Linked DNA regions of Homo sapiens: region 2 is linked to region 1. Evidence: chromatin loops called from intact Hi-C (ENCODE). Cell type or tissue: heart left ventricle. All regions are shown on one strand. Each heading gives the region's core, and the rest is flanking DNA. Links, peaks and the distances in the headings are about the cores only.

Evidence for each region. Hi-C counts contacts between places; a loop is a spot of excess contacts. Peaks named below come from ENCODE experiments on the same cell type or tissue, not always from the same donor. Only the 100,000 strongest peaks of a DNase experiment are listed, where the experiment ranks them.
Region 2: a loop joins it to region 1, with 2.7 times the contacts of the local background. A loop is called at or near these places in 16 of 110 quality-filtered maps.

What each region holds. Positions count from the first base shown.
Region 1 is chr15:71,565,555-71,581,313 of GRCh38, reverse strand. The region is part of intron 7 of THSD4 (thrombospondin type 1 domain containing 4); the gene reads right to left. Among named protein-coding and RNA genes, the nearest start is that of THSD4-AS2, 120 kb to the left of the region's middle. RefSeq lists an enhancer at 8,310-8,604. In heart left ventricle, for the core only: CTCF peaks have their summits at 5,644 and 8,386; no DNase peak of the experiment used is centred there.
Region 2 is chr15:71,643,574-71,659,332 of GRCh38, reverse strand. All of the region lies in intron 7 of THSD4 (thrombospondin type 1 domain containing 4), which reads right to left. Among named protein-coding and RNA genes, the nearest start is that of THSD4-AS2, 40 kb to the left of the region's middle. RefSeq lists an enhancer at 2,593-3,792. In heart left ventricle, for the core only: a CTCF peak has its summit at 7,463 (motif pointing right); no DNase peak of the experiment used is centred there; H3K27ac peaks cover 1,234 bases.

The sequences.
Region 1 (15,759 bases), core at 3,744-8,743:
ATCACTAATCACCAAGGAAATGTAAATCAAAACCAGAATCCAACATCACCTCACACTTGTTAGAATAACTACTGCCAAAAGACAAAAGATTAAGTGTTGGTGAGAATGTGGGGAAAAGGAAACCTTTGTACATTGTTGATGGAAATGCAAACTGGTATGGTCATTAAGGAAAACAGTATACAGGCTCTTCATAGCATTAAAAATAGAATGACCTTATAATCCAGCTATCCCTCTTCTGAGTATATATCCAAAGGAAATGAAATCATTACCTTGAAGAGTCATCTGCACTCCCATGTTCATTTCAGCATTATTCACAATAGCCAAGATATGGAAATAACTTAAGTGTCCATTGATGGATGAATGGATAAAGAGAATATGGGGTGTGTGTGTGTGTATATATATAACACACACATATGTGTATATAAGTAGATATATACACACACACATATATATGTATATAATGGAATATTATTCAGCTTTAAAAAAGAAGAAAATCCTGCCATTTGCAATAACATGAATGAACCTGGAGTACATTATGCTAAGTGAAATGAGTCAGATACACAAAGACAAATACTGCATGATCTCACTTATAGATGGAATGTAAAAAAAGTTGAATTCATGAAAGCAGAGAGTAGAATGGTGGTTACCAGGGCCTTGGTGGTGGAACTTCATGTTGGAGAGATGTGGAGGTGTCAGTCAAAGGGTACAAAGTTTCAGTTACACAAGATAAATAATTTCTGAAGATCTAATGTACAACATGGTGACTATAGTTAATGATACTGTATTGTATGCTTGAAATTGAGTAGATCTTACATTTTCTCACCACACACACCCACACAAAGATGTGAGGTGATGGATATGTTAATTAGCTGAATTGTGGTAATCATTTTACAATGTATATATATATCAAAACATCACATTTGATACCTTAAATATATACAATTATCATTTGTCAATTATATGTCAATAAATCTGGAAAAAGAAAAGCTTAGACTCTGGAGCCTAACCGCCTTAGAGTCTGCCATTTAAGGATTTAACTTCTTTCCCAATGTCACTTCTTACTTTATAGTCTAGACAAAGCCTACATCTCTCCATATCTCTCTAGCGTTTCAAGTCCAGCTCGCAGGTCACCATGCCCATTTCCCTGAAATAATTTTCCTCTCCTTGGAACTATCCTAGCATGACATCTATACTTCTTACTGCCTGCTGTGTACAAATTACATGTATTCTTTTTTGAAAACTCTCTCTTGGGAAAGCACAAATTTCTTAAGAGCAGGATATTATTATGTGATTTTTTAATATCTCCAATTAGTCACAGTGTAATTTGCATCCTGTGGTTGCTTAATAAATGCTAGGTGAATGACAAATTCGTCATTCGATGCTGAGCATCACCCTCCTCAAAAAAAAAACCCCACCGTTTATGTGTTTTAAGCCACTAAATTTGTGGTAATTTGTTATATAGTGATAGAAAACTAATATACATAGAGTTGGGCAGGTTTGGTCACCAGCTAGGTTTTTAATTGCTCTACTTATAAACAGGTGTCTCTCATTGCTATTGTTTTACCTTCCAAACCATGGTGTCTCCAATATTTTGAAAGCTATAAATGGGAAATAAAACCCAAGGGTTGAGGGCAGAGGAGAGATACATGACCCAATTTGAGGGGATCTACCATGTGGAGGCATTTACTACAGAGTGGAGTAGAATCACCCTTCAAGAGTACAGTAGCAATCTTTTCTCAGTCCCAGGGAAGTGACTTTAATCAAATGACAGATCTTCTGACCTGTGTTAACTAAGGCTGAGAAATGGAATTTAGATGGTAGAATTATTATTTTTCACACCTATGCTCTCCCTCTTCTGGGGACTTGTTTACTCAAAGGGATTTCCAGTTCCCTTTCTCATCGGAACTCCATAGGCTTCTGCTACGCAGATGATCATGAGAACAGGCGTGAGGAGCCCCTTCTCAGGAGGACATTCTGGCTCTCGGTAATGCTCACACACAGCTGGCCTCAAGCAAGTTAACAATAGCTACTGTACAACCATGAAGAGCCAGCTGTTATGGAGAATACAAAAGAAGTAAAGTAATAACACTGCCTTACCTAAATCCAATTTATCCCCAAATTTATAAAGGCAACTTATCTTAAACTGAAAACATAATTACTGCTAGTTTGATTAAAAAGTTAATGCACTCACGCCTGTAATCCCAGCACTTTGGGAGGCTGAGGTGGGTGGATCACGAGGTCAGGAGATCGAGACTATCCTGGCTAACACGTAGAAACCCCATCTCTACTAAAAATACAAAAAATTAGCCGGGTGTGATAGCTGGTGCCTGTAGTCCCAGCTACTCGGGAGGCTGAGGCAGGAGAATCACTTGAACCCGGGAGGCAGAGCTTGCAGTGAGCCGAGATTGTGCCACTACACTCCAGCCTGGGCGACACAGCAAGACTCCGTCTCAAAAAAAAAAAAAAAAAGTTAATGCAGTCCAGAGTCCCCCAAGTCAAATTAATGTATGCAAAGATAACACCAAATATCATTAAAACAGTGTTCATTATTTACTATCATATATTATCACAATATAACCTAAACAAGTATTTTCTATTTATTATTTAGTCTATCGAATGGCTGTTTACCTGCTCGTCGTAGGCCACTTAAGAAGAGTACACTTAAGAGTATACTATAGGCTGGGCGTGGTGGCTTACGCCTATAATCCTAGCACTTTGGGAGGCTGAGGCAGGTGGATTGCCTGAGCTCAGGAGTTTGAGACCAGCCTGGGCAACATGGCGAAATCCTGTCACCACCAAAAAAGAAAGTCACAAAGTCACAAAGCATGTTTATGGATTACATTATACAAAGTTTATATAATTTAACCATTAAAAAAATAAAGTCAAAAGAAATCAATGGCAGAATCCAAATGACATGACACTTATCAAACAGGTTGACATCATAATGAGCATCATCCTTGCTATAAATTAGCAAACCTCGAGTCACCTGTTAAGAAGGGCACTCAGCCAGATGTTGGTGCTAGCTACCCCACTGCCAAGATAACCACCTGGAGTCTACACTGCCGCTTACAAGATGCACCAGTGCAGAGTTTATATATATATTCAATTTATCAATTGTGTGTATATATATTCATTATATATATAATGAATATATATACTATATAGATAGATATAATGTATATATATACTATATAGATCGATAATGTACACAGACACAAGGGTATAAAATCCAGTGAGAAGGGCTCACACATGCCAGGTAGGGGAAGGGAGCAGTGGCTTTAACTGCCAGGGTTGAGGCCACAGTGGAGGCACACAGGAAATGGTAGAGAGTAGCAGCCTCCCTCCATCGGATCATCTGAGGACAGGAGTTTGAGCCCAGCCTGGCCAACATGGTGAAATCCCACCTCTACTAAAACCGCACACGAAAAATTAGCCAGGCATGGTGGGCGCCAGTAATCCCAGCTACTCGGGAGGCTGAGGCAGAAGAATAACGTGAACTCAGGAGGTGGAGGTTGCAGTGAGCCGAGATCATGCCACTGCACTCCAGCCTGGGCAACAGGGCAAGACTCCGTCTCAAAAATAAAATAAAATAAAATAAAATAAATAAATAAAGGTTGCACCAGTCCACAATGGCTTTCATAAATGCCAAGACAGACCCCTTAGAGCTGAATTAGGGCATCAAGTGAAAGTTTTAGTAACGCCAAATGGTTGTAAACCAAAGAGACATAATTTCATAGTATGTACTTCACAGTTTCGAAAGCATTTCTCCATCTCCAAAGCTTCCCCATATACCAAATTTATTTCCAGCCTCTGTGAATCTGAAAACTGGCTTTCACCCCCTCACAGTCTCCTATCCTCCTCGTATTTTACAACTGTCAAGCCCCAGAAAGTTAGAGACCTTAGCCATCATGTTTAACATGTGAGAAGCCAAGGATTAGAGTGGCAAACAGCCTGTCTTCTGGCCATCTCTTTGCATCTCCTCTAGGAAAGCTTTTCTAACTCCCCCAGAACACACAGATCAGTGGATTAGTCAATCAGCAAGTATTCATTGAGCATGTCTGATGTCCTGGCACTGATCGAGAGAAACTGCAAGAGATTTAAAACAACATACAAAACAAAATTTCCTTCCACAAAAGGAATTACAGTCTAGTTCAGCACACAGGTGAGATAATTTTGAATATGAGAAATACTTAATAAAGTACTAAAGGTTTTTTTTTTTTTTGTTAGGACAATCATGTAATATACTCTGGAGACATTTACAGTTCATACTGCATAATCCAGTACTTTCCAAAAATACCATTTATTATATAAAACATTCTATTTATTTAAAAAGTAATTGTATATCACTCCAATATAGGCTTTTGGGAGCTCTGAATAAAAGACATTATAAGGTTGATAAAAATGGAAGAAACCAGGAAACAGAAAAGATATCAAGCTTAAGGGTATAACAAAGCTGTTCTGGCTGAGTACAACACCTGACTTTGAGACCACTGGTAGCCAAGGCAAAAAAGGTAACATGTTATCTTTTTATCTGAAAGGGGGAGAAAAGATAAATTCAAAGGAAATTAGAAAGGATACTAAAATTTCCTTAACGTCTACTGTGTGATATAAGAGAAAGTGTCCTTAACACTGAGGCAGGAGAATCACTTGAATTCAGGAGGCAGAGTTTTAGTAAAATCAAATGGTTGTCAATCAAACTGACATAATTTCATAGTATGTACTATGTACATGACTGTCCTAACAAAAAACAAAATGAAGGCAGAAGTAGATTTTTAATTGGCTGTTTCATCTTTCATAAAAGCTAAGAACATAGTAGCAGAATGTAGCTTTCTGGAGGTGACGTGTAGAGGGGCCTGAGCTGAGGTCCAAGTATTTTGACTTGCTCAAAGAGTAGATTCAGAATTCCCAGTGAGAGGGGAGGAAGGAGAATGTTCCTTAAACTGTTTTCCTAAACATCTTTAAAAACAAACAAACAAACATGGTTTTTAATAGGAGCTCAACTGCAAATGCTAACAGGTAGTATTTTCTGTTAAGGTCCTGATGCATGCAAATGTATTGAGAAAGATTATACTAAATATTTTTCTCTTATTCAACCACAGGTTTTCAGAATATTGGATTTTATAGAACAAAATTTCCAAAAAGAATTTTGAGGGCTCCATGGATTTGTCCACTTTTTATTGTCAAGTGAGAACAATTTTTTTTTTTTTCCACAAAAAAGACTACTATCTAACTCTTACTATCCTTTCATAAAAGACATTTTAATACCAAAAAACTGCAGAGGACATAATCTCATAATAAAAGAGAAGTGATATAAATGAACAAATTTAGCTTCATGTAAGACTCTACAATAGTCTTCATTTTCACACTTTCCTCAGGGCCAGTGCAAACGGCATTGAGAAGGATTTAGGAACCTCTGACCTAGATTGTAAGTATCTTGCAGGCAGAGCCTAGCCCACAGACAGACAACTTTCTAACTTTTTTCATTCCTTTGCCAAATATTTGTACACTCAACACCATATAAAGTAGACTTTTTTGTTGTTGTTGTCGTTGTTGCTTTAGAGGGATTATTCATAAATTTCCTACAGTCCTCTGGAAAGTCCATATAACTAGCAGCTCCACTTTAGAGACAATAATGAGGGAAGGTCATCTAGTGGTAATACACGTAACTACAGGCTTTCCAAAATAATCTTTCTAGAATTCAGTTTCCAGGTATGAATTTTGGCTCAATGTAGGACTTCAAACACAACTTATTAAAGACGAAGAAACAAAATGTCCCGATTTCCAGTGCATTTCTGGGTATATGAAGGTACTCTTCTTGTTCATTCATTTTAGTGATTTTATTTATCACCTACTGTATTCAAACAGGATTTTAGGCAACTTACAAAGTATGCAATTCAAAGCTACCTTCTAGTTTTTGCTCATCACTAAAACAAAATAAAACTTAAAGTATGTACAGATGAGATCTGTTTAAAGGAATAATAATATGAAGCTAAAAGTGAAATCAGTGCCAAAATACATGTCACATGGTCTTTGTATTTGCTGGTGGTAGATCACATATTCAGCCTTAAGCTTTCCAGCAGACAACTTGAAGAGAGAAATCCATTGGCTTCCTAAGTTACAAATCCATAAAATTGAAAAAACCAAACAAGCCCAGCTTTAGAGAAGTCTAGGTTTGCCTAGTGCTGAGACAAGAGAGTAATCTCTCCCATGGTGCAGTAAAATGAACAATGCCCTCAGCAACAAGCTGGTAGTAAATACGATAGTGAGATGCATGAGTTCGGTTTCCTATAACTTCCTCTATATACGGCTGATGCATCGCTAAAGCCCCAAGCATAAAGGTAATTCCACAGAAGACTATAATGCTGTGGTCCAGGTATGCAGCTTCTGCCAGTCCTGCTTGGTCAGAACATATTCCAGGATATCTAGAGAAATGGACTAGATTGTAACAGTTTCAGGCAATCGCTATGGTAGATTACAAAAATGGCTATACCTGTTCATGCCTTTCCATATCAATTCCTGTGGAAATGTGACTTTGAAGCTCCTCCTGTGAAGAGATGATCACGGTCATGTATGAGATATAAGACCTCATGTTTAGAGGTCTTGTATCACCTCTAACCTGGGCACTACAAACTGAGGCTCAGACAGACAAACGGACTGCTCAGGGTCACATAGCATGATGCCAGAGATGCAAACCTATGTGTGACAGTCCCTTTGACATCCTAATGCCCACCTTCATAGCCATCGCTGCTGACTTAGTTAGTGAAAGGAGATTCAGGACCCAGTTATTGGTACCATGAGGATCCAGGTGAGGATGGATCCTTTTTAATTGGATGGATGGTACCTTTTTAATTATATGATCTTGGTTTAGTGTTTCCAAAACTTAGTGTTAGGTATCATGAGGATCTAGATGAGGGAGTCAGCATACCTTTTAATTATATGAAAAATAGTTTAGTGTTTCCAAGCCTCATTTTGCTTGTCAGCAAAAGGGGATGACAATAATATCTACCAGGGTTGTTGCAAGGTTCAAAACTTGAGCCTATCATAAATGTTTGCCATTGCATTGACACACAATAGGGGCTTAATAAATGTTGAATGCATACATGAAGGGATGCATTACTCTCTAAGGCATATACTTGAACTAAGGGCTGTGGCTCACCATCAGACACTACAATACAGGGTCAGTCAGCAAATATTCACTGACTGTCTACTGTGCACTGAGGTACTGCGATACAGTAGTGAGCTAGAGAAGTTCTGCGCTACTTTCTCAAGAATTGAAATTATGGTTTCGCCTCTTCAGTCAATACCCATCTGAACTGCAGGCATTCACTCCGACTTCTCTAAAATCCTCTATGGAACATTTTAAAAAGATTAAAAGCCCTTCATTCAACAGACATTCATTAGAATCCTTGCTTGTCCTAGACACTCCAGTAGGTGCTGGGGAAACAGCTAAAATCAAAGTAATCAAAGCGACACAATTAGTATTAAGTTACTAAATGAAGTCACAACTAGTGAGGCTGCAGGAAATCAATCAGAGCTCATATTGACATTTATTATAGCTCATAATCCTTCAGAAACAGTTGATTCATAACCTACCTCTACAGCAATGGAGAGCATATGAATGGAGCACATTGTAGAAGGGAAATTAGATTATCCTATTCCCCAAAGAGTAATTAATTTATACAGTGGATTTGAGGAAATATTTTTACATTAAAACAGTATGGTGTTTAACTTATTTCACAGGTGGCATTTGAGGGAAAAAGGGAACTATTGAATAGAACCAAACTGTGTAATTCACAAAGCACAGATTAAAGTTTTGAAAGGTCTAGAAACATTCCTTTGGCCAATTGGTTCCTGAAGTCAAACGCCTTTTCAAAGCTACCTTCTAGTTTTTGCGCTTCACTAAAAAATGAAGTTTCTTCGGTCCTTGGATTTCAGATTAAAAATTTTCACCCACGTCCCTCCTAAATGTCTTTCTAAGAGGATCCCTATCTTCTATTCTCACTGCCACCACCCTTGGCATTCCCTGCCTGGATTCGTTTAACAACTTTTCCCAGATTTAATAAATACTGGGCACCTACTGCATGTCAGGCACTGTGCAAGGCCCTGGGTGAGCAGTAAACAAGTCATGATTCCTGTACCTAGGAGGCTCGGATTCCTCACCCACCAACTCTCCCCAGAAACCCTAAGTCTGTTGTCCCTCCTGCAGATGCCACAGTGTATTTCCCAAAGTGCATGTCTGCCAAGCTCAGGCCTCTATGTGTAACCCCTAGCAGCCTCACGAAGTCTTTGGGATGAAGTCGTCCTCCTTGGTGGGGCATCAAAGGCCTCTCAGGGTATGCCCTCTACAGACTTCTCCAGGAACAGCTCCTGGCATGCCTTCCCAGGTATCTTAAACTCAGGCCAGAACAAAGACCTGGCACATACCTAACCCTGCCAGGCTCCCTTTCTTGACATTGTTTGCCTTTCCTGGAATGACCTCTCCTTTCCCCTCCCAACCAACCTCCTTCCTGTGTGTCACTTTGTTCTTTGAGAAGTAGCTTGAGTCAGCTTCTCTTGGAGAGTGTTCTCCCCACCCCTAACCCTACTTTCCGACTTGGAAAATAAAACACACAGAATCCTAAGATTATGCTGAACCAACTTAGTATTTGATGACTCAGCAAGCCCTTTTGGACTCCGCTGTCTTCAAGGGGGTGGCTCCTAATATTAAGTATCACATTAGTAGACATGATACATGCCCAGCGCCAGAGCTCCCCACCCCTCTCCCTGAGGGCAAGCCAGTGTCTCTTCTTTCTTTACCCTAGAGCCAGCCCAGTGCCAGGCTGTGCTTTCCAGCATGCAGTGCAGTTCCCAGCATGCAGGGAAGAAAGTGGTATACTGTGTAAGTGGCTACCTTGCAACAGCCACTACTACAGGTGAGTTTGAAGTAAAAAGATAGAAACAATCTACAATCCCAGCACAAAGGAAACAATTAAAATAATTGCTTCACCCATAGTATTAAATGTTATTCAGCTATGAACAATCAAGGTTTTGAAGACTATTTAATGATACAGGAAAACTGCTCACTATTTAATATAGCTACTCTCACCCAACTGGAAATTCACATAATTGGCAAGGGTTGAGGATAAATAGCTAAAGATTTTGTAAATCCAAAATATAAACAACAATAAGCTTGTTGTGGTAGGATTTTATTTTATTATAAATAGCTTTTTAAAATTTTTTCTCTGCAATATCCATCCCTGTTTCTCTCTCTCTTTCTGTCAACAATAAACATCAACTACTTTTATAACAAAAGATAAATAAACATTTTAGGAGAGAGAGGTTAGGATTGGCAGAGACATGAAGCAAATGAAAAACCCCACTCTTCTAAGATGCTGAAGAAAGAAAATATAATTAATAGGGATATTGCCAAGGCAGCTCATACATGGTAGGTTAGCTAATAAGATAAGCTGTTTGTGGCCAACCCCAGCAGCTGAATCTCCCATTGTCATGAAGGAGGACAGATGGCCACACAGAGATGCAATATTGTACAGTTTAAAAGATCAGCGTGGGGGAATAAAGCTTGTCTGTAGGTAAAGGTGAGACTTCCTATAGATTCTAATGCAACCATTACAACTAAATTTGAAGGAAGGGTTTCCATCTCATTTGGCTGCTCTATCTCCTGCAGGGCTCAGAGGAGAATCCTGTCCACAATAGGTACTCAAAATGTGTTCTAGGGGCTAAATACAGGCATTTTTCGAAAAGCATACCAGACATCTGGGGATTTGGTGAGGCGACCTTGCCTTAATGCAGTGGGAACATGGAAATCACATTTTGAAATATAAGCCCAGGGATCTCTTTTTTCCATTAAATAAGGAATTTCTTGGGATTTGCTAAACATTTCTGTTTTATTCAACACAGAAACTTTCAGGCAAAGGGATGCCAGAAACAAACCTGGAGCCTAAAGCCTGGGCCAGGGTTTATTTATCTAGGCATAGGAAACGAGCATGCGGCATTCTACCCCTCAGGGAAGCCCTTTCACTGAGACCCGGCTAACTTGTAAGAATTCAAGATGTGTCCATGTGATTTTTGGGCTCAAGAGAAGTTTTAAAAGGAAAAAAAAAAAAGTGAGTTCTTCAGCAGGTCTAGTTCCAACTTCTGGTGCTTTCCACTTTGAATCCCTTCAAAAAATCTATGGAAGACAAAGTATCAAGGAAGGAACAATGAAACATGTTCCGCCGACACGGTGGAAATGCCCCATAGGACACCTCAGGCTCATAGGGAGTTCTGACGTCTCACAGCCTTTAATTCACAGCCCACACACCCTAGCCCCAAGCAGGCTGGGGCAATGGTGAAGGTTCAATGATCCACAGAGGCGCAGCCACGTCTGTACCACAGAGCAACTGCTAATGTGAAAATGACTGGGAACACCCTGGAGTGTAGTCTGGGAAACTGCCTGGAGCCACAGACACCCAGAGATGAACAGGCTGTCACAGCTGGAATGAATCTTCCCAGACAAGTCATCAACCTTCTTATTTTCCAGTTGAAGACACTGCCACTCTAGGGAGAAGAAGGACTCGCCCAACACCACACAGCCACTTAATGGCAGGCCCAGGAGTAGACAACTCACCTGAACAAACTCAGCTTAAGATCCTAAAGCCAAATGTCCATATTCCCATCACCAGGGTTTTGCTCCCAGATTATGAAGTAGTGTAAAATGTGTATCTGATGGTGAAACTCCGTCTCTACTAAAAATACAAAAAGTTAGCCAGGCGTGGTGGTGTGCACCTGGAGTCCCAACTACTTGGGAGGCTGAGGCAGGAGAATCGCTTGAACCCAGGAGGCAGAGGTTGCAGTGAGCCTAGATGGCGCCACTGTACTTTAGCCTGGGTGAGATAACAAGACTCCATCTCAAAAAAAAAAAGAAAAAAAAAGTATATCTGAGTAATCTGGATTTATATTCCGGGTGCAACAATGATTAGAAATGTGATCTTACTTTCCTCATATAAAAATATTTTCCTGACCAATATCTCTCATAGGGTTGTTGTGAGCAATTAAGTAACAACACAAACGAGAAAGCCATTTGTAAACCCCAAATTCTACTTTTAAAATATAACTGGCTTTACCTGATGCATGGTGTTCTTATGTCATAATTACATTGGTTAGGTTAGTGCTTGGCATATAAGAAGTGTTCACTGATGTTAGGTGTTATTAATTGTTCTCATAAAAAGTGGTATTGACTTCTTGAGTCAAAGGGCTAATATATTTTATCCGCTTTATTTTATTGCCCCAACTTACTTAACTCAATAAATAAATAAATCAGCTTATTTTATTTTATTTTTTTGAAATAGAGTCTAACTTTGTCGCCCAGGCTGGAATGCAGTGGCGCGATCACAGCTCACTGCAACCTCTGCCTCCTGGGTTCAAGTGATTCTCCTGCCTCAGCCTCCTGAGTAGCTAGAATTACAGGCACACACCACCACGTTCAGCTAACTTTTGTATTTTTAGTAGAGATAGGGTTTCACCATGTTGGTCAGGCTAGTCTTCAACTCCTGACCTCAAGTGATCTGCCCGACTTGGTCTCCCAAAGTGCAGGGATTACAGGCCTAAGCTACCGCACCCAGCCTTTCACTTATTTTTACCTATGAGTTACACATTCAATTGTTTCTTTCTTTGCTTTGGCTGCTAGGGAGCTCACAGTAAAATTTTTGACACATCTCTAGTTAGATGTAAAGGCACGGAGTTTAGACACCAGTCTTACTCATGTCCTATTTTTTCTACCCAGTTTCCTCTTTGCTCCATTTTCCTCCCTTATTTGTTTTCTTGTAAATTCTATTCACTACATTTGTAAACATTATTTTAAATTCTTTTTAGAATGAAGGCATTATAAATAAATAACTTTTGAAAGATGTTTAGTCAATACATTATTGATCACTGGGCCAAATAAAGAAACAAACAAGACTGGACTCTAGATTTATATGGTTTCTTTCTCCTGTCCTCCCTCCCTCTCTCTCTCTCTTTCTTCTTTTCCTCCCTCTTTCCCTTTAACAGTGACATCTGACTTAACATTTCCCTTGAAACATGAAATCAAATAGCAAAGAAAGCCTCCGTGTGGGTCAGCACTCACATCCATGAATATCAGAGGGCAGAATCTCCGCTGCTTCAGGGCTCCTGACCAGCAAAGAAAACAACTAAAACTTTAGATTTCTGAGTGGCAGGCCACATTTTACCCTGGATGCTTCTAGCAAAACATCTATTTTTAGAAAAGAAGGCATTTTGGGGGATGTTATGGTAAAAACATATTCAGATGAGACAACACTTTTTCATTTTCTCCCCATTTTAAAGTAATACATGCTGATTAAAGAAAATTTGTCATATACTCTATAGACAAGCAGTAAAAAAGTTAACAAAAATCATGCATAGGAGGAAACATTTTAAAGATTGTTCTTAAAAAAGAGAGAAAGATCAGCAAACTATAGCAAGGACAAAAAACCAAACACTGCGTGTTCTCACTCATAGGTGGGAACTGAACAATGAGAACACTTGGACACAGGAAGGGGAACATCACACACCGGGACCTGTTGTGGGGTCGGGGGAAGGGGGAGGGATAGCATGAGGAGATATATCTAATGTAAATGACGAGTTAATGGGTGCAGCGCACCAACATGGCACATGTATACATATGTGACAAACTAGCACGTTGTGCACATGTACCCTAGAACTTAAAGTATAATTAAAAAAAGAAAAACAAAAAACAAAAAAAAAAAAAGAGAAAAAGAGGTAAGAGTATAACAATTAAAAGTTCTGGAGGCTGCTTCTGTTGGTACTTGCACTTTATTTTTCTGTTTTACTTGTTTTGAAAAAGGTCCTGAATCCTGATTCAGCAAAACAGAATCATGGGATCCTGAATCCTGATTCAGCAAAATAGAATCCCGGGATCCTACTTGGCCTTCAAGGACCTCTCATCATGTCACCCATGTGCTGCATCCTATTTTGTAGCATTGTGGGGATGATGGGCATCTGTCTCTGTGGCCACTTTGAAGAAAACATGCATTTTGCTTTATTTGCAGTTCTCAATGCAAGGTTGATGTATGGGCAAGAATTCTGTGGTTTTCCCATGCAGTCAGGGCCTTCATGTGAAGACCAGGGAGTCCTCGTTAAAAAAAATATTTCTGAGGTAAAACTAGAGAAGAGCTAGCAGTGTGGCAGATGCTTGTGACTAGTCCCAAGTTTGTATCTTTTTGGTGTGTAATTGGCTTTTGTATTTATTTATACTCATCCTATACCAAGAAAGGAACTTAAGGGGACTTTCAAAGGCACAAACAGGATAATAATAAGTATACAAAGAAAGAGAGGCAGAAGGGAAATAAATAAGAGAAATAAAGGGTAAGGTGGGTGAAGAGATGACATTCCCTTAAGGTCTTATCCAACAGCTAGAGGTGGGGTGTAAATTGGTTCTGAGCTTCCAAATGGACAAAATCAAGAAGCAAGCATGATGGGATTCATGGGGAAGACAGACACACACACCCACACACACCTACAAACACACACACACACACACTCTCTCTCTCTTTCTCTCTCCAGCTGTTCTGGCTTCCCTGGTTTTGACCGCTGATGGCGCTTCCTCTTGTGGATCCTCTGCCCATGCACTGCTACATTCCTTCCTCTCTCAGCTCCTGAAGGCAGTTTGCTAGAAACACTGTGACTCTCTTTCATGTGTGTGTGTGTGTGTGTGGGGGGGTGTCTTTGTTCTTGTCCAGGAGCAAGTTGGAAGTGCTAAAGAGGTAATGCTCCTATAGCGGTACTCAACTAACAATGAAAAAGGAGCTGGTGGACAAATATGCCTGCTTCCTTGCTTCATTGCTGGGTAATTCTGAGGTGTGTGCTTCACTGACTCCTAGATGTCTCCAGCAGGATTCAGCTCTGGTGCCCACAGTGGCTACTGGCTTGATCACACCCCTGTATCAGGCCGCTTCCCTTCCTATCTCACTTCCTCTGTCCTCTGCTGGTGTTTTCACCAGTAGAACCACCTGCCAAAGGAACCACTGGCACTCAGGTCCTTGGCTCAGCTGTGTCTGGGGGAACCCAAACTAAAGCAAAGACCTCTCTGGGATCTAGTGAACAGGGGTCTTAAAATGCTTCCAGGAAACACCATGATTGCAACGTGCTGCCTCTTATAGGGTCCGCCAGTACAGTCGAGGGCAGTTCCACATTATGAATGCCACAGCTATCCGGGCACTGCTCTGAGTGAGGGGTCCACTTCATAAATTAACTTTTAGCGTTGCTATGCGAAGTTGGGCCAATTACTCTATCTGTCCTGCAGTTTCCAAATCTCTAACGAGAGAGGGTTGGTCCCTTGCTCCCTTCTGGTTCCAAGATTCCTTGGCATAAACTTCCACACCTATGTGAGTTTAAGTGTTTAGGGAAAAAAAAAAATGACAGTACTCTCTGCTGATGTGTTTTTCAAAGAATCCCAGTTAAGTACTCAGGGTGAAAAGACAGGGAGGTGCCCCATGGAAAGAAATGCCAATGTCTGGAGATCTCTCAAGGTGATGACCAAGTGGGAATGGCAGGGGGAGCGGGGAGCAGGGGGAAAGAGGGGGGGCCCTGGGATAAGAGGCCAATTTATAAACCAGGGGGGAAAATGACCCGGCCTTTGAAGGCCTAGTGAGCAAGTTATATCCAACACAATCTTGCAGGGTAGGAAAGGTAGGGATGGGGAATTATGGGGAAAACAGTCCAAGAGACCAGGATCTACAGCACAGAAACTCTCGGGGCAGCACGGTATCACTCAACATGGCTGAGGACTCCAAGCCCCACCCTTTAACAAGTTATATTCAGCAAGCTAGTTATCTGTCTACCCCCACAACCCCTGTCACAGAGGGCTCTGGTGGAGATTAAAGGAGAGTATCTAACACCTGACCACAAAGTAGATGCTCAGTAAGTACTGGTGTTGAAATCTGTGGGCTGATCCTGAATTAAGGAAATACATGGACATTGCCTCTGACCACAGACTTCTGGGTATTTTTACTTATAGCTATTTCAAAAGTAGTTTGCATTTTTATTTTATTAAATCCCTGTAAAGAGAAAACACACAACCTCCAAACCACGCATTGTTATAGAATAACTGTGCCTTAAGAGAACTTGAATTCACTACCGAATTTCAGCAAAAAAAAAAAAAGAAAAAAAGAAAAAGAAAAAAGAAAGAAAGAAAAGAAATGGTTTAGTCATTATTTTTCTTTAAGCTGTAACCTTATCAAATTTTTCCCCTCCTTGGGCCTCGGATTTCCTGTAACTAAAATCAGGGAGCGTTGGGCCAGATGCACTTGGAGTGCCCTTTCAGGTCTTTAGTTGGTTTCAATTCTAGGAGCCTCTGGGAAAGCAGAGAAACAAGTCCTTCATGAGGTCATAGAGACTTACTTCTGTCTGCCATCATCATACTTTGTTCTAAGCACCTCAGAAGCTGGCTTAGAGCCTCTAACCCTTAATGATTCCCTTGCTTTTCTTCCCTTGTCAATAAATTAGACGATGCTTCCCCCTTGTTTCCATTCCTCTGTAATTTATGTCCTGTGGTTTCAGAGGTTCATTCAGGGCCCAGGAAAATCTGCCTGTTAATCCTTCCCTCCTCAAGTTCAGTGTTTGTTTGCAATTAAACTTAAAAAAAGAGAGTCCCTGGAGCAGAAATCAGAGGGATAAGGTCTCTACCATCACTTCTAACACATCCTTCCAGCCTGCTAAAGTCTTTTACTTCTCTAAATCATTTCAACGAATGGGTGCACTGTA
Region 2 (15,759 bases), core at 4,642-9,641, 77 kb before region 1:
GTTTCCTGAATCTAAAATTGGGACTCATGTTCTGAACAAAGAATTCTGTCACTTTTCCATGAGCAGATGGAAGTGGGTAGATTATGGTTTGGACAATGAAATATTGTGAGTACAGGATTATTCACTGGGTCATGAGGATATGGAAAGATACTTGAAATCAGAATGGTATTCTAATTCTTGAGACACATATTCTCCAAATCACAGGCTTGTCCTCTTTCTTGAATTCTAAGTGCAATAATCAGACCACATCTCTAGGACAAAGTGAGCAGCAAACCAGTCAAAGTCCACTTTTGATTTTGTTATGCAACCCTGGGTCTCTTCAGGTAGGTCCTATAGGTCAAATCCTGTGGGCAGAGTCAAATCAAAAGGTGCCCATTCCTTCCCCTCTAGTTGCATGCCTGATTGAAACCTTTCTGCAGGCACTGCCCTTGGGCATTATTGCTTCCATATTCCCAAGCGCACATTGACCCATCAATAATGACTGGTCTCTCTTCACAAATAGCATCTCTGTAAAACATTATCTCTGACAGTAATAGAACATCATCTCAATATGCTCATCCACATCCAATTAGCCTTTCCAAATGCCATGTTTGCTATGTATTTCTCCTCCCTCAAATCCTTCTCAATCTGCCCCACGCACATTTTAGCAGAAAAAATAAGGAATATGTTTTCCATGTGTGATTTCCATAGCCCCACCCCCCTTGAATTCTCCCTTGCTTTGAAACAACAACAACAAAAATGTCACCATCAACAGGGGTTTTGAATAGTAGAACCCATGTTATCAAGGCAAGATTCCAACTGAATCAAGGAGATGCCTCTGACTGTCATCAAGGGGGAAGGTAGACAGGAGAGGTGGTCAACACCCATTGCCTGCCCTGTCTAGTGACATCTCACACTCCCTCCCTTCCCAACCTCCAGTCTGTTGCTGCTACCCCTGGACTCGACTTGTCCAGACTGAGCTCATTCTCATAGGGGTCCTTCTGTTAAAGGGAACAATGTGTACACAGGTAGGAAAGAACACAGAATGACACGGCTGAAGTGCAAGCCTGCTGGGAGGGATAATACGAGGCTGGAGAGTTCAGCGGAACTTGTCAAGAATCTTGTTTGCCAGATTGAAGAATTAGATTTTCATCCTATGGCATCAGCAACCCCCAGATGTCTGGAGAAGGGGAGAGCCATGCTCAGACTTGCTTTTCGGTGGTAACAATGACTGCAGTGTGGAGCGGGCCTTACCTAGAGTGGAGACAATGAACCGTCCAGTGAGTCCCTCTCCTGTAACTAGGGTGTCAGAGATATTTCAAGAATGAATGAGAGTCGCCAAAGATGGGACAGACGTCACATTAATCACATTAATCCTCAGCCCCAGCCCAGTTAGAATGGAACTATCACAAGGAAATTACACTAGCATGGATAGCTTCAGATAACCACAGACACAGACAAAATGTTATTTGATCTTGTGAATCAGACATTATATGAAAATGCTCTGCACAGTTTGATGGACACACCCCCACCAGATTTCCTGCAGAGCATGGTTGCTCTGGATCAATCTAGACATGGGAAGGAAAGGCTGCAAGAGTTTTTCCTGGTAGATGTCGAAGTAGCCTGGAGGTTGGTTTCAGTGAAGCATGCGGCTGCACAAGGATGCCAAGAACTAAAGGTGACAGCCTGTCTACCGGGAGCCATGATCAATAGCTTCCTTAGAACATACTAGGAGCACTCTTCAGTGTTCTAGTGGCTACCCAGGCCTCTAAGAGACTGAGTTCCCATGGAGTTACCAAATATCTCTCCTTTACTTCACAAAGCAAGAGGGACAACTCCAGAATGAGAACTAGGCAGACAACACATATTCAAGACCTTAATATTTAGCTGAGGCCAAGGGCAAATTACACACATGACAACTGTCCCTTCTCCTGCACAGGGCTGTTGTGAAGATCAGATGATGTAATGAGGGAAGAATTGGACTAGATGTCTAGGAGGGCATGGCTGGGGAATGACCTCTGGACTAGGATCTGAATGACATGAAGGACCTGCCATGACAAGATCGAAACACGTAAAGATGCATTTCATCACTGATATTGTTGAGTGACTACACTGAAAAGGCTGCCTGGAAAATCCCAAGCTGAATCAGACACAGGTCCTGACTTTGGGAATCTGAGTCTAACAGGAGCAATCAGACATACACATAGAGAATCACAAGCTATCAGGCCATGAGGAACGCTTGCATGCTCTATGTCGTGCTGGACAGGATCAAATCTCCTTTAGAAAGTCGATAATTAACAATTGGGTACATAAAGTCTGGAGGATGTTGCAATATCCCAGCCTGAATGAGGGGACTGGGGATGGCGTGAAGGGATTTGAGAGATGCTTAGGATGCAAAATGAACAGGCCTTTCTGACTGTCCTCATCCTCCTCCTTGCCATCTTCCTCAACATTATCATGTCTAACATTTACAGTCTTTACTATCTTCTAGGTCCTCGGAAACATATATGTTTTTCCATTTAATCCTAAAAAGCCATCTGTGAGATTGCTGAAATTTATAGGAAACTAAGACTTAGAAGACAGGTTAATTTGCCCAAGGCTAAAATGCTAATAATAGATAGAGCTTGGATTTAAAGCAAGGCCCCAAATCAAAGTCCATGTTTTTAACCATTAGGTAAAAGTCGGAGGTCAAAGGATCGGAGGTCGTGTTGAGGGTTCTAGCTTTGTTGAAGGAGTAGATCGTGACAGTGACCTAGGTGCAGAGGAACAAGTTCAAAGCATAGTTACCATGAAGCCTGGAGAGGGCCTGGCCTAGAAGTGACTCTGGCTTTCTCCTCTTGCAGGATTAAGAGGGACCAACCCCATTATGTATCTCTCTTACACTGGCTCTTTTAACATTATACTTTATACACAGTGTGTGAATACATATTCTAGCCCATCTTCCTGTTGCATTACTTTCTTATTGTTATAATGTTTTATTTTGAAATAGTGTAAGACTCATAAGAAGTTTAAAATGAGCGCAGAGAGTTTCGGTGGTCTTTCACCCAGCTTTCCCTAACGATAATATCTTACATAACCAAAGCACTTTGTCAAAACCATGTATGCCATTGACAGCAGTATACTACTATTAACTTAAGAATAGGCCTTGTTTGTATTTGTTATCTTTTAGATGCACTTTTTTTGATGTTTCATGAACTATTATCACATGTATAGATTACGTGCTATGACTTTCTTTAAAGCAGCCGATAGTCTCCTCCAAAACACAGCTGTATAATCATTAGGTATAATCACTAGCTGATGTCATTTATCAGGAAAAACAGTTTGGAATAATGGAAAGAATGTTGGGCTGCAAACCAGAAAACCTGGGGTGCAGTCCTGGCCCAGTCCCTGGCTTGTTGTGTGATGCTGGATTGGTCACTTCTCTTTGAGGTAGGTGCTGAAAACATTTCCACCACCATCCAGATCTTCTTCCCAAGGACAGTGTTCAGAAACGAATCTGGCTTGAATTCTGGTTTGTGTATCAGGAGGCTGATCAATTGGTCGCTGATAGGGACGACTTAGTGCTGACCTATGTCTAGACTCTTTCCGAGGCACCACTGCTTTGGGTGGGCAGGAGAATATGCGTTCTTGTGCTGTCTCTGCTGCTGACGAGTGCTGTATCTTTGGACATTTTGATGAGCTGTTCTGAGCCCTGGGATTTTTTTTCTGCCTGGATGGGGATGGAGCAGCTACCCCTTAGGACTGTTGGGAAAATCAAATGAGGCAAACATAGAATGTAATTAGCAGAATTCTGCAATATGGTGGCTTCTCAGAAAATGCTGGGTTTTGTCATCTTTGTCTTTATGTATTTTATTTTGTCTGAAGTCTATTCACTTTTAAGTAAATCTCATCATCATACAACCACCCGGACCCACCCGTACTTCTGTAACACTTTCTACTACTTCTTAGTCAGAAATATTTTCTTCTTCATTTGGTGAAATTCAGAAAACTTTGAAGTGCAAAAAACAAAACAAAACAAAATCGGCCAAGGTTCACCATAAAGTCAAGACACCTCATACAGCTTCTACATTCTCACTGCTCAAACGGTACCTGTCGAAAAAGGCCAGAAAGAACATCTACTCTCTGATCTACCTTTATTTTATGTTTCTTGCTCATCGTGTACTGCTGTTCAGAATAGATATTTCTTGCTGTTACAAAGACCAGTGGATAACCATCAGATGTCCTTTGTATTTTTTCCAGTGATTTCTGCAACACGTTGTAGGAAAATTTTACACATCGCAAGCCATCACAGGAGAAATTGCTCAAGAATTACCCCCAATTGTGTGCCAAAATTAACCTGAATGAAATTTCCTGAGGGAAATGAGCAATCTGGATGACATATTTGGAGGTGAATTTCACAGGGAGGAGGCCTCTGTCCTTCACAGCAGGGTAGGCTGGTGCCAGGCATTCAGATAGTGGAGGTCCTGATTCCCTAATGGGAAGCAGATGTGTCTGTGTGTGCTCAGTAAACACATGAGATAGGGTAACCTCAACTGTTTGGCTAGATGACCCCCACAGGTAAAACAGCGTGCCTTAATAATCATGCTGGTAGAACAGTATGGGAGAATATTAAAATGATTAGTAGCTGACACCAATTTACTTATATTTACGGTGAGCTAATTCGTGGAAATGCATATGGATGCCAAAACGTTTATTCATGACATTCTGTTGAAAGAAATCCTTTGTATATGATAAATATCTTCCTGTTATTACTGTTAGGCATGTAGATCAATACCACCTTCCTGGAAAGCAATTTAGCAATATAGACCGTTTGATCCAGTAAATTCTTCTTCTAGGAATTTATGCCAGGAAATAAGAAATCAGGCCAACAGTTTCTGTATGAAGGGCTCATCACAGTATTGTTAATAAAAAATTGGAAACATCCTAAATGTTCAACATAAGGAAACAGTTAATCTATTCTGGGTGGATCTTTTTCCAGTTGTTATTCTCATTAAAATCTTCTAACACTTATGCCTGTAAAACTGACCTTCGATATAGTTCAGTAAATGTTTCCTGAGCCAACTTCAACTACGTGCCAATTCAGTGGTAGGCAGCGGAGACATGAAGGTAAAACAAACAAGGTTCCTATTTACAGTCTAAATCAGGGGTCAGCAAACTGTAGCTAGTAGGCCAAATCTGGCTCACAACCTGTTTTTATAAATAAAGATTTATTAGAACACAAACACTCCCATTTGTTTAGTTATTGTCTATGGCTGCTTTTGTGCTGCAACAGCAGATTAAGTAGTTGCAACACAAACAGGAAAGTCGACAAAGCCTAAAATATTTAGATCTGGCCCTTTACAGAAAAAAATTGCCAATCCCTGGTCTAAATTGAAAGTCAGACACAATCAAATCACTTCAATATTGTTTGTAAATGTCGAGTCCTGTGCAGCCAAAACCAAGGCTCAGGTAGATGCTTCCAAATCTACCCCTGACTGCCCTCATCCTGTATCATATACACCCACTTGATTTGTTCCAAAGTGACTCAATTGTAAAACAGAAGGCAGAGAGTTGTCTTCTACCACAGTAGTCTTCAACTTTTTTAAGTAGAAAAAAATATACTTCAAAAATAAAATCTCATGTGGAAATCCAAAGCTCCACTATGCAAAATGAGAAGAGCAGAACTGCTTTGGTTGAAGGACTGTCAGGGTTTAGAAACCTAGCTTCTCATCCTCCTGCCTGCTCTTCTTCCTCAAGGTGAGGGCTTCTCAACTCCAGCTCTACTGATGTTTTGGTCCTGAAAGGTCTTTCTTATGGGGGTTGCCTTATGCATTGTAGGATGTTTAGCAGCATCCTTGGCTTCTACCCACCAGATGCCAGGAGCATCCCTCTCAGTGTGACAAACAAAAATGTCTCCAGACATTGCCAAATGTTCCCCATGGGAGCAAAATCACCCTCAGTTGAGAATCACTGCTCTTTATTCCAAAGCTCATGGGACACCGAGGAGCACATGACAGATTCCCCAGAAAGCTTTAAAATGATGGTAGTTCCACAGAAGTGCACAAACAGCCTTTGTAAATGTCAGAGAAGCTAATAAGCAAAGAACACTTAATTATCCAGTTTCCAAAAATAGTTCCTTACTGCTATCAAACCTTCTCGAGTTCTTTAAGATTGCCTCTTGGCTTAGCTTCAGCAGGAGTATCATTATGTATTGCAAAGAGCACAGTACCTGCGACTTGGTAGGTGTTTAATAAGCGTTTGTTGAATGAAAGAGCAGCTGGTTGAAGAATCAAAAGATCAAAGTTACAGGACCAACCTGCTCTTCGAACTGGCTCATCTCTAAGGTCCCTTCTGGTGCCAAAATTTTTCTTTTAAAAAGAGATACAGCCCTGATATGAAGAATCCTGCCATGTTTAAAGGGAGGGAAATTTGCTGTATATACACAAAATTAAATTGGAAACAGGAATCAATGAAGATCAAATTGACGATGCCATTCATTTGAAGAGAAGAAATGGTCCATGGCATAAAAGGTATTTTGGCTTCCTAAATGAAAGCAATTGTAAAACGAGCGATCTGGTTTTAATCAAGCTTATGGCTGTCACTTTTCAGTACCTCATCCTAGTTCATAATAGGATAGCATCTTATCAAGGGACTCAACTGGAAGAAAATGTTGGCGCTCTTGTAGGATAAAACTGGGTAAGAATCAACTGCAGCTATGTTTACAAATCTGAAGAAAGGAGTCCCGAGAGGTAAACATATCATATTCTGTAAGATAATTACCACCTCCCCCAATTCCAACAAGGGTCATCGTTCTCTGGAGGGTGGGGATATCCCAAACTCTAAAATTCTAATGCTTTACTTTCATAATTTTCCTCCTCCATGGATTGAAATGGGGGAAGGAGGAGAGAGGCCTGAAATAGCTTTTGACAGTGATAATTGCTCTATTATAAAAGTAAGGTAACCATATTTTTGTATAGAATACTAGAAACCTCTAGACTTTCACTTTACTTTTAATGTGTAGAGCCGTATGGTGAATTGTGTTTAAAGAGATCATAATATGTCTGGCCAGATTTTATTGTAATTTTTTAGTGTCTCAGGAGGGGCTGGCAGCAGGAAAAAACCACGTGGGATGGGTCTGTTAGAAGCTGTGGTTTGGGGCTGATAAGGGGTCAAGACTAGGAAGTTCCTTGCAGAATGGAGCAGAGAGACACTGCCTACACCCTATAAGGCAGAGTTCTGGAGGCTAGATTATCAGCAAAAAGGCAATAGTGAGTTGGGTTGATGAACTCTGATCCAGGATGGAGGTTGCTTGCACACTGGCCTGATTTACAGGGCCTCCTGAGCGCAGATGGCCTGTGTCTACCAATGCAGGTCCCCAGAAGGCTCTCACGGGACCGTCCCCATGGCCAGAAGGCAATGATGGAGATTCACGCCGGCATCTTTGTCATTTCCTTAACACACAGCCAAATGTGCCTGTTTGCATTTTTCTCCACAAGATGGCACCTCTAAGCCTTTGCAAGAGGGTACTTACCTAAACAACTAGTTTAAGTACAAGAAGCAGTGATCCAACATTAACAAAAACAATGACTGTTGAGAAACACAAGAAGGGTGGACCCAGAGATGCAGGCTGACTGCATATTTACTGTGCTCTTATGTGCAAGTTTCTGCCATGTTGTTAAGGCATGATTTCATTTCTTAAAATTTTTTTGGAACATCAAAAAAAAAAAGGTGGGTGAAATATTCAAATCTTGTATTTCCAAAATGTTCAAGAAAAATGCTTTAAAATCTGTGTAAATGAGTTACAACATTGGGGAATATATAGGCTTCTTAGCTATCATTGGGCCATCTCCAGGGACGGCTGAGAGGACTGACTGGGTGAGTGGGACGAGATGATGAGAGAAAAGGCTGGCAACGAAAGTGTGGGATCTTAAATCCGAAGACTCTTGAGTGGGAAATGGCAGGCTGAAGAGCTCTTTTCAGAAGATGTCTGGCAAACACGGGCAATGGACTGGAGATGGAAGAGACTGGAGACTGGGACACACACAGACAACTGCATTAAGATGGGCACAAAGTGATGGAGGCCTGGACCAGAGAGATGAAATTAGAATGGAGGGCAAGGGCCCACCAACATCACGCTGAAGGAATGGCCAACTGGACTGAAGATGGATGTTCTACCAAAGGTGGAGTAAGGAAGACCAAGGTTCCTGGCCTGACAACCTGAAAGAATACTAGTGTTCTTGAGGCAGAAACTCCACTGGGGGGCAGGCCTTTGATGGAGCCATCTTACAGCAAGGGTCTGAGCATAGATCTTGATACTCATTAATTCATTCATCGAATTTAGTTATAATAATTCTCTCTCTCCCATTCTTTCATCAGAATTTTCCTCTAAAACCCTATGCATTTTTATTTTAGCTTTTTGGATAGGAATCCTTCTAAAGTATATTTTATAATTCTCAGTTTTTAAAAAAATCAAGACTAGTAAGTGTAAGGTTCTTGTACTGGTTCGAACCCTGAGAGCGTGCCAACAGACAACAGGAGGCGGTGTGGAGCAACATGCTGTTTTAATGAGCACCAGGGTGCAGGCGGGCTGAGGCCTAAAATGGCGTCAGCCCCAAGTGAGGACAGGGCGAAAGTTTTATAGTCTCCTGTAAACAGGAAGTGTCCTAGTCTGACATTACTGCTATGTTGTACCCGGATGGCCTCTTTCTTGATTTTCAGGGGTACGTGTCTTCCGGCTGGCTCTCTTCCTGCTTCTGCTATTTTGCTGGAGCACACTGCTGGTGCAAGTAGCCTTGTGCCTTGGGACTGGGCCTGAGAAGGGAGGAGTTATTCATCTCCTTAAGCTTTCAGGCCCCCGGGGAGAATCTTACAATAAGCCTTAGTTTATTTTCTCTGGCCCCCTGTTACTCAAAGTGTGGTCCATGGACCAGCAGTGCAGGCATCGTCTGGGGCATTTTAGAAGTCTTGCACCGCTTCCCAGGGCTACTGAATCAGAATCTGCAGTTTAACAGCATTCTCAGGTGATTCCTATGCACATTCAGGTTTGAAAGGTGCTGCTCTACATTGTGGGTCAGCAAGCTTCTTTTGTAAAGAGCCAGAGAGTAAATACCTCAGGCATTGCAGTCATATGGTCTCTGTTGCAGCCACTCTGCTGGATTGTTGCAGCGTGAGAACAGCCATGGATGACTTATGGCTATGTTCTAATAAAACTTTATTTACACAAACAGACGGCAGGTGGATTAGGCTCACATGCTAGATTTGGTTTACTTGCTAGATTTGGCCCATGGGCTATAACTTGCTGACTCTTGCTCTAGATGACTCAGAGACATTCTGAGGTGTGAGAGATTGCCACCCTCTATATTAAGTAGTTCCAACTACCAGAAGGTCTCTGCCGTCCCTCCTCTGGATGTCAGAAGTCACTTCTTGCAGCTGGCAGTCCTTTTCTGACTTCCTTATTGGCTGTTTTCACCAGGAAATGGTTGAAGAGCAAATGAACTATCACAGAACTGAAAGAACTCCCTAGTCAATAAATGTTGCTGCCATAACTGGCTAGCCATATGCAAAGATTGAAACTGAACTCCTTCCTTATACCATATAAAAAATCAACTCAAGATGGATTAAAGACTTAAATGTAAAACCCCAAACTGCCAAAACCCTGGAAGACAACCTATGTAACACCATTCTGGACATAGGAACTGGCAAAGATTTCATGACAAAGATGCCAAAAGCAATCAAAACAAAAGCAAAAATTGGCAAATGGGATCCACTTAAGAGCTTCTGCATAGCAAAAGAAGCTATCAGGCTGGTGCACGGCTCATGCCTGTAATCCTAGCAATTTGGGAGGCTGAGGTAGGCAGATCACCTGAGGTCAGGAGTTCAAGACCAGCCTGGCCAACATGGTGAAACCCCATCTCTACTAAAAAAATACAAAAATTAGCCAGGCATGTTGGTGGGCACCTGTAATCCCAGCTACTCGAGAGGCTGGAGGCAGGAGAATGGCTTGACCCCAGGAGGCAGAGATTGCAGTGAGTTGAGATCACACCACTGCACTCCAGCCTGGGCAACAAGAATGAAACTCTGTCTCAAAAAAACAAAAAACAAACAAAAAAGCCCTGAGATCTGGCTAAATAGAAAAGCCTAGTTTTGCTTCCAGTGCTGGAGAGAGAGGAAAGGGACAGAGAGGAAAGGGAGAGGAGAAACTAGGAGATGGTGGAGAAGAGCCAAAGAGAAGCTCTGAGTGATGGGGGGACTCCTAAGGACTTTGAATCTGAAGTGCACTTGCTGGGATTTAAAGAATTTAACAAAAATTTCTTTTCTACGTTCCATATGTTCAAAACGTCTTTTCTTCTAGACACATGAATGTTCACCTAAGAGCCTTCCTAATAATGCACATTACACCCGCAGGTGACATCATTTTCTGAGCCCTAGTTTTGTTACCTGTAAAATGAGGGATCAAAGTATAATTCACAAATCTCTTGTGAGGCTTAAATGAAATGTGTAAATGAAGGTACCTAATTCAGAACTGGCATGAAGTAGGGGCTGGTAAAATGTTGTGCCTCTCCTTCTCCTCGAGACGCGTCCCTTGGCAGTCTGGCCATGGGATCCCCTTTTTCACACAAGCTACATATACTTCTCTACCAACAGGGGAGGCTTGTGTATTTGCACTGTCCACCAAAACCCCCCTTTCTTTTCACATGATTCTCAAGTGGTGTTTGAAGACAGAGCTGTAACAGGTAAACTGTCACAATCTATTTGCATTTCAATAATGCTCTGGGACAATGGTGATCAAGGCTTCCAGAGATTTCTTTTATCTTTGTAACTTTTCTCATTAACAACAACAACAAAAAACTTAAAGAAAATGCTTTCTTTTGGTAGTCTTTCCCGGTTTGTCTTGGAGACCAGCTATGGAAAGCCTAAAAAACTGGAAAGGGATTATTTTCATTTTAGAAACAGAGCAAGGGAGACTGCTGGATGGAGCCTATGGGTTGGGCATGTAGGGTCATGGTCTTAGATGAGTTGTAGGTGGAAAACAGATGCAATCAGGGCATTCAAGCATCTGGTAGGGATTTAGGCAGTAGGAAGCCCCATGGATATATGTGACAGCTGTTACGGCTGGACCACTCACCATGTGCTTGGCACCTTACCTAATATGTTATCCTGCCTAATTCTCTCAACAACACCAGGAGGTAAGAATTACTATCCCTATTTTGCCAAAGCTCTGAGAAGGTAAGTAATAGGTCAAAGCTCACACAGAAGTGATGGTGGCGGGTTTGAAATAAGTGCCTTCTGGCCCCGAAGTCTAGGATCTTTTTCCTCTGCTAGTTGTATTGTCTCTTGGGACAACAGAAACCCTTCTTGTAAGAACAGGGCCTGGTAGATGACTGACCAAGGGCCACCTATACGCTTATATCTCTCAGGCTGCTCTCGGGCTTTCCCCAACATGCTTACACACAGGCTTTACTCCCAATCCGAGGCCTCCCCTCCCACGAGGCCTGGCCACACTGCTTCAGCATCTCCTATAGCGTCTCTTGATTCCCTTGCAATCCCATATTGAAGTCCTCTGAAGTCCCATATTGTGCTGATTTACCCCCCATGAAGGGACATCTATAACACCACCCTTCCTCTCACAACAAATTCCTAGATCCAAAACTATCCACTGAAATAGTAACGATTTTTCTCATTTGTCATCCTGGGAATGGGAACTATTGGTTTGCCAAGTTGAGAGATATTTATAACTCAATGAAAAACATCAGGTTCCTTGGGCGACGTCATTACCCAACCCGAGAGCTTGCTCTCTGAGACCAGAATGACTAAGAAATTAAATAAAGATAATTCCTTATTATTCTCTCTTCTAACCATAGATACATCCAATATGAATATTTCATTAGGAAATAAAGACATTGTGTTCCATGCATTGTCAGAAGGAAGAAATTTGGCTGAAATGTTTAAACATGAAGGCTCCTTCATGCTTTTCTTGAAGGATGGCTAAGAACAGGGTTATCTGTCAAACTCAATGTGTTGCTTAACAGTAATTCAGGTGGCTGCCAGATGAATGATTCTCATGCTGGCAGAGAATTTCCGTTCTCTTGCAACTTTAAACTGAAAGGTAGGGCAATAGCAGATCTGCTGCCCACACATGGCTTCCAAGAGACTGCACTAACAATATGCACTTGTATACATAAATATTTAGGACACATAAACCAGTTGGAAAAACACCGATCCTTCACCTTCTTTGGTAGAACCTTGAAATTCTTAATTTTCACCAGTCCCTTCTTTAAAATCCAGATTGTATTTATGAGCTTTTAAATCATGCCCCCCAGATGTGTAAGCATAAAGGCTAAATGTTGTGGTTTCAGGTAATCTATACTGCACGTGGTTGTGACATTTATCTTCCAAAGACACAGCTATCATCATGTCATTCTTCTGGCTCAAAAGGCCTCCTGATGTCAGCCATCACTTAAACGAGCTGATTACTTCCTCCTAGGCATTATGCCTATATGTGATTCTCTGATTCCAGGTGGAAGGGAGTGCCCAGGGCTGCAGCCGCTCAAGAATAAGCCTTAACCCAGGTGTGGACAACTGAGTGAAGGTAGGGATTTTGACAATGATCCAGTGTCCTTATGCTTTGACAGCAAAAATACTTTGCTGTCATAAAGTGAAAATACGTAATAATTAGTGACACTATTTATTAATTATATCTCCTAATTTACTGGGTTGGTTTTATGATGATGAAGCCAGTTTATGTTTGTAAAAAGCATCTGACACATGGAAGGAACTCAATGCATATTATGTTTTATTTAAAGTCAAGTTAAAGATAACATAGAGGGCAAATTCAAAGAAACACAAATAAATGATATCAATTCCCAGCTTAAACAGTAGCTGATTGGAATGTTATTTAGCTAGAGAATGGCCTGAATATACTTTTAAAAATGTGAAACGGCAGCAAATATGGAAGTAAAATGAAAAGCATTTCTCCAGCAGAGAACAAACTCTGGTTAAAAGAGAGAAAGAGCCAAAGTCAAAAAGAATCAAGGATTCCATTTTGACAACTTATGGACTCTGGTGACTTTAGGTTCCATAAGAAAAGTGTGCTCCCTCTATTCAGAGAGGTGTGCAGAGGTGCTCCTGAGCACCAAGAAAAGCAATATAAAGAAAAGAAACTGGTATTTGTTGCTTATCTGATAGGATGAATGTATTTACTACCATTTTAATAATGGAGGAAAGAGGGAGATTAAGTAACTTGCCTGAGGTCACACAGCCAAGTGCTAGGATCTGTGCTCGTATCTATCTAGTTCAAAAACTCAAAAGCAGAGTTTTAAGGTGGAAGCCACAAAGGCAAGGAGATTAATGGAGTGATTGAAACAGGGAATATGGTAGTGAATAGCAGATGCCAGCAAGTGCAGAGCACCCACTGAAAGGTGCACGTGTTGGACAGGTGGAGGGATGAGGGAAAGTGGCACTGGGTGGCTTTGGAGTACTTGCTTTGTCCTGGTATTTCTTGGAAAGGAGTCGTCTTAATTGCATCTTGAATTTCCCCTTTATAAACATGGGACACCTCCAATTTCCCAGAAGCTTTGAGTTCTCTCTTATCCATTGCCTACATGCACTGCCTGAAGTGCTGGTACTAAAACCTCTCCCAAACATTTTGTTTTCTGTTGCACCAAAAGGCTGTGATAAAAGCTTTTTTCCCCAAAGCAAACCCAAGGGCCTGGGACTTTAAATTATTTTGGACAGCTCCTATTTCTTCTGGTGGCTCACTCTGCCTCAGGCCTCCAGAATGTTCTTCGATTATCAGAAAGGGAATCTAAAACCATGGTATGATTTCGATGACAAGCCAGGATTTCCTCATGATATGGTTTGGCTATGTCCCCACCCAAATCTCATGTGTGGTGGGAGAAACCTGGTGGGAGGTAATTAAATCATGGGGGCAGTTTCCCCCATGCTATTCTCATGATGGTAAGTTCTCATGAGATCTGATGGCTTTATATGAGGCTTCCCTCTTTGCACGGCTCTCATTCTTCTCCTTCCTGCCATCATGTGAAGAAGGACATGTTTGCTTCCCCTTCTACCAGAATTGTAAGTTTCCTGAGGCCTCCTCAGCCTTGTGGAATTGTGAGTCAATTAAGCCTCTTTCCTTTATAAATTGCAGAATCTTGGGCAGGCCTTCATAGCAGCATGAAAACAGGCTAATACACCCCAAGACCATCTTTCCTCTGGGTTTGAGTCACCCTAGTGACCCTGGGGCTCCCCATTTTGAGCCCTGAGGTACCAGCTTTGAGACTGTATTCTGTATATGATTGAGGGCTGCAAGGAAATCACTGTTCGACTTGTGTTTTTAAATAATGATAGAAAAACAGCCTATTACCTTTAAGCTGAAGGAACTTCTGGAGCTCTTGAGCAGGGGCAGGCTATAAATCCATAACTTACTAGGAGCTGCAGTATAATGTTCATTTTGAACCGTTATTGCCGCCTAAGGATTCCATGAACTAACCAAGGCATTACCCCTGAGCTGAGGGGTGAAATGGACTGCTAGAGGAAGTTGTTGGAAGTGTCTACTTGAATACTAGAGAAATCCCTGCCTCAAATAAGTTGGTAATGGTGACATGATTGATACAAAGCCATTCAGATTAGTAACCAGTAAAAGTGATTTATTCACTTCTTAGGATGGCTGGAAAACCATGTCAGCAGCATAGATGAAGATATCCATCTTCCTCCTTGCTGTGACTCAAAGTCAGCAACATATTGAACCAGTTTTTAAAAAATAAAAGCTAAAATGTCAGAGGAACAGAATACAAAGGTGGCATAGAGTATTGACCTAGCTGGCCGTGAAAGTCAAATTTGAATTTTTTTTTGTAAATCTGGAGCTTACAGTTACCAGTTTGTATTAGGAAAAACCACAAATTCTTGCTGGTGAAGATTAGAATTCTGTATTTTATACAAACTGAAGTGGATAGGAATAAAAATAAAATGAATTTGGAGCAAAGGACATTTATCCTTTTCAGAAAATATAGCTCTGAAATTTCATTTCGTAACAGATTTGTAGTATAGAGAAGAACAAAATGGCCTAACCAATTGAAGGAAGAAGAGGCTTATCATAGAAAATCAGGCTTATTGGCAAGTATTCCCACTAAACATAGAATGCTAGAATCATAGACTCTTAGAACAGAAGAAAACATAGAGATCATCTGGTTTAACCACAATCAGTTAGACCCTGGTGTTAGCCTGAGTCCTACTGTTTTCTGTTGAGACCTTGGACAGTCACTGGGGCTAATTTAACCTATAAATCATGTCTGCTAAATGAGACAGGTCAGTGGCTTTCAAGCTATTCCAAGGCTCTACTTCAGTATTTTCATAATCTTTAAGATATATTTTCAAAATGTGAAGAACTGTGATAAACATCATATATACTCAACCACAGTATACGCCTACGTGTAACACACCAGACATCTCTGCATTAACTCATTTTTATGCAGCCTTTGGAACAAACTGCTCCCATTTTTATTCAACCAAAGAGACTGTCTGTAATTTCCTGCCTATGTTAATTAAGAACTCTTCAAAGGTTGTAAATTGAAACACAATTCAGAAATAAAGTAAACGCTAAGGCATCCAAATCATTTTCCATATTACTTGTGCTAAATTTTCTAATGGACAAAATAGCCACATGTTCACTAAATGCCTGTATAAGAGTTAGATGTTAATGTTTTAATTAGAAATTAATTTATACTAAAGAACAAGATCATGTCCTTTGCAGGAACATGGATGAAGCTGGAGGCCGTCAACCTTAGCAAACTAATGCAGGAA